Regions from separate parts of the Homo sapiens genome. Here region 1 is linked to region 2. Evidence: read pairs that join two places in POLR2A ChIA-PET (ENCODE). Cell type or tissue: Panc1. All regions are shown on one strand.

The links. ChIA-PET counts read pairs that join two places held together with the same protein. Peaks named below come from ENCODE experiments on the same cell type or tissue, not always from the same donor. Only the 100,000 strongest peaks of a DNase experiment are listed, where the experiment ranks them.
Region 1: POLR2A ChIA-PET joins it to region 2 with 5 read pairs; 3 of 35 experiments call an interaction of 5 or more read pairs at or near these places.

The regions. Positions count from the first base shown.
Region 1 is chr2:72,818,931-72,822,930 of GRCh38, reverse strand. All of the region lies in intron 1 of EXOC6B (exocyst complex component 6B), which reads left to right. Among named protein-coding and RNA genes, the nearest start is that of EXOC6B, 5.1 kb to the left of the region's middle. In Panc1, no CTCF peak of the experiment used is centred here; no DNase peak of the experiment used is centred here.
Region 2 is chr2:72,752,617-72,756,616 of GRCh38, reverse strand. The region is part of intron 1 of EXOC6B (exocyst complex component 6B); the gene reads left to right. Among named protein-coding and RNA genes, the nearest start is that of EXOC6B, 71 kb to the left of the region's middle. In Panc1, no CTCF peak of the experiment used is centred here; no DNase peak of the experiment used is centred here; H3K27ac peaks cover 2,276 bases.

The DNA.
Region 1 (4,000 bases), 66 kb before region 2:
ATTATCTCCTGTTTTTCATCACTATCATGAAACAGGTTTGATTAAGGCAGTAGCTCTCTTGCCTTAACTACTCTCAGTTGTAAACCTCGAACTTTTCTTCTTCATAGTATGTCTTTCCTCTTTCTTCATCTTTTGAGGTAACATTGTAAAGGCACCAGATTCTTAACTGTTCGTGAGATGGGTTTTCTAGCTGAAGAGAAACTAACGAACACAGAAAGTAAATTGAGAGCAGATATTAGATTAGTATATCCCTAAAATACCTGCTCTTCAAAAAAATCCACTTGGCTGTATTGCCTAACCAGACTCTTTCCTTTGCCAGCTATTATTTGTGTATCATTACTTGCTTTCTTTCTTTGCTATGATACGGATTATTTTTTCCAGTCTTACTCCTTTTTGTTTGAGGAGTCACAGTGGCTTGACTTTTTCATTATATTACTGTTATTACTTTAGTTTTGAGCTGTACATGCAATGTTGGTAGATTCCCATCTATCATAAGGATATACCACCTCTTCTTTTTCATTGTAATTCTGAAAGGCCCAAGCATATCCACACATAAAGAGGGTGTTGCCTAGCAAACTCTTTTGGGAAAGTAGCTATCTCTCTCTTTGTCTTTACCTTAAAAATTATTTTGTTATCTGTGAGTCCTAATTTTGGAAAGAGGCCTGTAAGATGTTAAAGCCTGCCTGTCCTGTTTTTAAAATAATGTTCATTCCTGCTTTGTGTTATAAATACTAAAATTTTGATGACAAATCATTTATGAACAATAGCTCCCTGTTTTCATTTTTCAAATCCCATCCCTATATCTCTACTTTTCCTTTATATCACTTACTCAGTAGAAGTCATTTCTTCACTTGGTACTCTGGGTAATAGCAATTAACATTCAGTCTAATTGTTGTTTAAGATTTTGTTTTCAAACTTAAAATTTAATATTGAAATACATTGCCATTAAAAAACAACTATATTGAGATATAATTCATGTATCATACAATTTACCCATTTAAAGTATACAATTAAATGGTTTTGGGTATGTATATTCGCAGAGTTGTGCAGCAATCACCACAACCTAATTTTAGAAAATTTTCATTACTCAAAAAGAAACCTTGTACCCATTAGTGGTCTCTCCATTCTGTTCCCTCTCTCTCCCTAGGCAATCACTACTTTTCTTCATGGGTTTGGCTGTTCTGGACATCGGGACATTTTGTATAAATGGAATCAAACAATATGGGTTTTTTTGGTAACTGAATGTTTTCAAGGTTCATCTATGTGGTAGCATGTATCAGTACTTAATTTCTTTTTATCGATGAATAATATTCCATTGTGTGGATATACCACATTTTATTTGTTCATCAGTTGATGGACATTTGGGTTGTTTCCATTTTGGGGCTGTGGAACAATGCTGCCATGGCCATTTGTATACTAGTTTTTGTAGAGACATATGTTTTCATTTTTGTTGAGTATGTACCTAGGAGTGGAATTTCTAGGCTGTAAGGTAACTCTATGTTTAACATTATGAGGAACTGCTAGACTGTTTTTCCAAAGTGCATGCGCCATTTTACATTCCTGTAGCAATGTATCAGGGTTCCAATTTTTCCACATCCTTGTCAACACTTGTTATCATCTTTTTTACTTTGCCATCCTTGTGGGTGTGAAGTTGCATTTCATTGTAGTTTTGATTTGCATTCCCGTAATAGCTGTTCTTTTCATGTGCTTATTGGTCATTGTTTATCCCTTTTGGATCCTTTGCCCGTTTTTAAATTGGGTTATTTGCTTTTCTTTTTTTGGTTGAGTTGTAGGAGTTCTCTATGTATTCTGAATATGTCCTGTTATCAGATATATGATTTGTAATACTATATCCTATTCTGTGATTTGTCTTTTCCATTTTTTGATATCTTTCATGTTCTTAGCTTTTGCTGCACAAAAGTTTTTAATTTAAATTAATTCCAGTTATCATTTTTTTTCTTATTTTGTTTCATGCTTTTGATGTTATATTTAGGAAACTTTTGCGTAATGCATGATCATGAAGATTTGCTCCTATATTTTTTCTAAGTGTTATATAATTTTATCTTTTACATTTAGATCTGTGATTCATTTTGAGTTAATTTTTGTTTACAATGTAAGGAGGAGTGTCCAGTTTCATTCTTTAGCATGTGGATATCCAGTTGTTCCAACACCATTTGTTGACTGCTTTTTTTATTTTTTAAAAAACCCAGATTCCTGGTTGATTTATTTTGATCTCCTTATCATGATTTATGTTCCTTATTTGTGGCAGAAATGTAACATTGAAAACCCTGTTATTGAGTTTATGTGATTTTTGCTAGCTAGCCTAACTTCCTTCATTTAGTATTCTCACCCAGGGAAGTTTGCTCTAGTTTTCAGCGAAAGTTTTTCTCTTTTTGGCTCAATTCCTGTATCATAAGAATGATTTGATTCCTATATTTGATCTTGGTAAATAACTTTAGGGACTGATTATTGTCTTCTGGAATTATTTTGTGTCATACTACTCAGTCTTATGTAACATAAAGTATATTAATGATACAGTTACCTTTTTCACTGTTAAAACAGTATGTCAACATATGGAATTTGGAAACTAGATTAAAAATTGCTTACAATTCTATAACACAGCTGCTGTTGTTTTGGTGCTTTTCCTTCTAGAACTTTGCCTTATATATTTTATTATTACAAAGCTTTACTTATGGGTGTAGGAATAATTTTCTGTCTTGCTTTTTTAAGTTGTTTGTTTATAAAGCTAGCTCTTTATAAACAAGAAACAAATTGAGGGGGATATTTTCAAAAGGCTGTTTTATTTAAGGTCATTTGATAAGTGAATATGGGGATGTGGCATCCACTTACTACTTCTGTGCCTTTGACCACATGGCTCTTATTTTTCCATCCAGCACCCTCTCCCATTAATTCATCTTTACAGAGATCAGTTAATCATAATCCTTGGTTCGTGACACTTTCTCATTATAGGTCCATGGCTCTCTTTAATAAATTAAATCAATTTATTTTTATAAGCAACTTACCACCCAAGTGGGCAATTTTTTCTCATCTAAAAAGTGATTAGAAAAATGAAGATAAAGCATCCTTCATGGTACAATGCAAGGTACCAAGCTAGGACTACTGCCTAGCAGGTAGCATGAATGATGCTTTCTCTCTCTCTCTCTCTTTTTTCTTTTCATACTCTTCCTCCAATGTAGATGGGGTGCCATGGTACCTGCTAGGCATTGGTCACTCAAGTGTGAGTCATCTTCCACCTTTACCCTTGGGTTTGCTATGTGGACTTAAGTATTTCTATTTTTTGAGTTTTGTTAGTTTAGTGGTTAGCCTATTTTTTTTGTTTCCTTTTCCTGGTCCCACATATCTAAGGGATATAATACTTATCAATAATCAATCCTGGGAGGGGTTATTTTGGGGTGGAGCAGAGAAAGGAGGAGGAGATAGGAAATAAATATATAAAAGCCCTTCAGGTGATTGTGATATACTCCGTCCTTGACAATCACTGAGGGGAAGAACATTCCCATTGCTCATGCTTATTTTTTAATAGTAGTGCCCTTTTAAAAATGACATTTTTATATTTTAATTATAAATGTAATAGAATGACTTAAGAAGAAACAACAACAAATAACTTAATTCTATTACCTTTCCACCACTTTTATATTTTTATATTTCCTCTTAACTTTTTTATATGCATGTTATTATATTAAATATTAGATGATTATTATGTGTCTTGCTTTTTCAGTTAACATGTTATATACAGGTTTATACATTATAATGATGTCACTTTAGTGGCTTTATTAATGAATTGATTCATTCATATATTCATTCAATATTGAGCAATGTCTATGTGCCAGATACTCTTCCAGGCTCTGGGGTACAGCAGGCAGCAATATAGACAAGTCCCTATCCTTATTGAGCTTATAGAGTCCGGAGTGGGCACTTACAGAATAAATGAATAAATATATAATGTAGTGCTATTTAGCGATTAATGTTACATAATGAC
Region 2 (4,000 bases):
CTTTTACTACTATTTTATAATTTTGGGCTGAATTTAACCTTTAATGGTATGGATGATAGTGCAGTAATAAAATAGCATAGATTAAATTACTGGGTGGTCAAATAATTGGTCTCTGTTTTTGTTTGCTTTTCATATGAGTTGGTACTATAAGTAACTTTTTTCTGCTAATGTTCTTGAGCCATCACTCCAAACTCAGAAATATATATCACAACTTTTTTCAGAACCATGATTAGGTTATAAATCGACTTAGCTGTCCCACATGTTGTGTGGCTGGATTTCCCTACAGACATCTATGATAATCATTTAATAGAATGCTTAATCCAGGCCAAAATAAAGTAATGAAAAATTTTGAAATACCAGGACATTTAGCATTGTCCTTTGTTCAGCTCCCTATGACTCTGCATTACAGTGTCTAGGTTTGGCATGGGACTGATGTTTATCATTATGATACAGAGTTCTTGGCTACTTTTATGTTTTACCAAATATAAATCTTTAACAGACTCCACCTGACAACCCCCGCCCCAACACAGTTAAAAACGTCCCCCTTAAAAAAAGATTTTGCCAACAAAATGTTTCTCTCCTTTGAGAGTTAACTTTGTAATTTGGAGCATATAACCATGATGTTTGAGAGCTGTCTGTTTCCATTGTTGCAGCCTGATTGTCCATGGTTTAATCATCAGTAGTTAAGAAGTAAAGCCAAAAATGGCTCCAGGCTGCTCAGTACCATAAAAAATTTCCACCTGGAAGCAATTTTTTCTAAAAGCCCGTAGGGACTGCTGTCACCCTCCCCCTTCTGTTGGCAACAAGGGCCAGAAACATCAGTTCTCTTCAGAGCCAGGTCTTGTTGCAGTTTAATCATCTTCCTTCTCCTAGCTTCCAGAGGAGGTTAGAGGAGAGCTAGGGAAATAACAAATTATTGCCAGACACTACTCTCCTCCTACAATAGATTTCCTTTAGCCATCTAAATTTCTCCTTTCTTCCTCTGTTTCTTTCTTTTTCTGTTTAACATTTTAGCTGAAGTGCAAATTATTTGCACTGCTAGAACTTGAATTAACTTTTTGGTAAAAATATTTATTATTGAACTCTAGTGCTTCTCTTTGGGGTAAGATGAAATGTTGAAACATTTTTGGGCACTGCTTTGGCTCTTTGTCACTTTATAATGCTTTCTCTGTGGGATACAGCCATTGTTCCAGGTGTAAACTCTCAAGGAACTCATGGTCTTATAGGGGAGATAGACATGTAAATAAATCATTACTGTATAGAGTGTTCACCGTAGTACCCTTTCAAAAATATGAACAAATAAACATTTCAAAGCAAAAGGACATGAACTGTGCTTTCCACCAGTAAATATCATTAGTAGTGGTGCCCATTCATTTCTAGGCCCATTATCCTAATGTAACTTCTGGATAATACTAGGCATTTGTTCAAGAACTTTGAGGCAAAACAAGATGACAGTACTCCTGGTGAAATTCACCTCAAACCACATATGGCTTCATAGGTTCAAGGCCAGTTCAAATTTATACAGTGTCAAAGTGAGAGCCAGTTGGTGAATGATTATACCATGACTGTTAAGGAGTAATTCTTATCCTATATCCTTATCATACACTCCTTATCAAGGATAGGGCTAGGTGCTTCAATAGATTTTGTTTCATTAAAAAAAATAGATTTTTAAATATATTCCTTATCGAACTAGACTATGAGCAGGCACTGTGGCTCACACTTGTAATCTCACCAGTTTGGGGGGCCAAGGTGGGAGGATCGCTTGAGCCCAGAAGTTTGAGACCAGCCTGGGCAACATAGTGAGACCCCATCTCTGCAAAAAAAAATTTTAAAAAATTAGCTGCTTGTGTTGGTGCATGCCTGTAATCCCAGCTACTTAGGAGGCGGAGGCTAGAGGGTCCCTTAAGCCCAGAAGCTAGAGGCTGTAAGTGAGCCATGATTGTGCCACTGTGCTCCAGCCTGGGCAACAGAGTGAGATACTGTCTCTAAAAAAAAAAAAAGAAAAAAAAAAGCTATTAAAAAAATGAAATACATAGAACTAGACTAATACATGCTGCAAGAGACTGTTATTGTAGATTAAATTTGGCTGGGTGTGGTGGCTCACACCCTATAACGCCAGCACTTTGGGAGGCTGAGGTGGTAGGATTGCTCGAGGCTAGGAGTTTGACAGTACCCTGGGCAATGTAGCAAGACCTCATCTCTACCAAAAAGAAAAAAAAAGAAATTGGTGTCATTTGGGAAAAGATGCCTCATATCAGCAAGTAGGAGAAAAATGGTATTGAATTTGAATCTTTAAAGAATGGACTCATGATCTTGTTTGGTATAAATTCCTCCAGAGTATGCAAGCTTAAGCTCTTCGTGGCTGCTTTGGTTTTATGAACCAAAGCAGTTTCTTGTGTTCTACCTTGTTGGTAAGAAGAGCAGCTTCTGAGCTGGGCATGGTGACTCTCACCTGTAATCCCAGTATTTTGGGAGGCCGAGGTGGGAGGATTGCTTGAGCCCAGGAGTTTGAGACCATCCCAGGCAACATAGTGAGACCTTGTCTCTACAAAAAAATGAGCTAGGCATGGTGGTGCCTGCCTGTAGTCCCAGCTACTCAGGAGGCTGAGGCAGGAGGATCGATTGAGCCTGGGACACAGAGTGAGACCCTGTCTCAAAACAAAAACAAAAACAAATCCTAAAAACTAAAAAGGTAAGGAGCTTCTGTATCAGGTTATAGTAGTTGTATTAAGGAGAGACGTTTTAGGAAAGAGTTGAGTTTTGAGCTGAACCTTGAAAGATGAGTAGGAATTTGCCAGAGAAGTGATGGTAAGGACATTGCAGGCAGAGGGAATACATGCTACACTCAAGGAACTTCAAGTAGAGTTGTAGAGTGAATGTGGGGAGTATTCAGAGATAATGCTGGACATGGAGGGCATCTTACATACTATGCTAGGGACTTTGGACTTGATCCTGAAACAAGATCCTGAAGTTGTGTGTATGTGTGTGTATTTCTGTCTTTCAATTTCCAAGTACAAGGTCTCATTTAAAAAATTACTGTCAAAGAAGTATTGAAGATGGATTGTTACGAATATAAGGGGAAAGTGATAAAAACAGTGTTCAGAAGAGAGATGATAAGGACATGAGTCAAGGCAGTAGCTGGGGAGAATAGGGAGGGGAAAGAGCATAGAAGAGCCATTATTTAATTAGAAGCGGTAGGTCTTGGTGACTAGTTATGAGGAGGTGTGAGGTGAAGTGAGGTGTCAAGGTTAATGTACATATTTCTAGTTTAGGTAACTCAGTGGCTGGTGTTATCTTCAATTGAGATGGTGAATACTAGGAGTGAAATGTGGGTTTGGGTAGAAAGTTAAATTCTTTTTTTTTTTTTTTAATTCAAGAGACATGCCCCTTGCCATATTATCTGGGCTGGGTTTGAACTCCTGGGTTCAAGAGATCCTCCCATTTCAGCCTCCTGAGTGGCTGGGACTATAGGTACATGCCACCATGCCCAGCCGAGTAGTTTTTGACATGCACGGTTTGCGATGTCTTTGAGTCAGGTTTATAGGACTTGACAGAGATATATCCTGGTATTATTGGTTTGGTAACCAGACTTGTTTAATACTAACAACTGAGGTATTGATGAGATCTCTGAGGGTATATATATATGTGAAGAGTGAGAAGAAGTGGTCAAGGAGGTATTCAGGGGTAGAGGGAAGAAGAAGAATTATTGAAGGAGACTGAGAATGGGGAGAACCAAGAAGGAGTGTAATAGAAGCCGTGGGAATAGAGATTTTAAAAAGAGGGGATAGTTCATGGTGGCACATACAAAAGTGGAGTCAAGTAAATGATGAAATTAAAAGTGAATATTTGATTTGACAATTAATAGTCTTTTATTGACTTTAGCAAGAATATGTTCATTGTGAGTGGTTATAGGTAAGAAACAGATTACACTGGTTTGAAGAGCGAGTCTAATTTGAGGAAATGGAGGCAGTAAGTATAGTGTGCTCTTTTAAGATCTTAA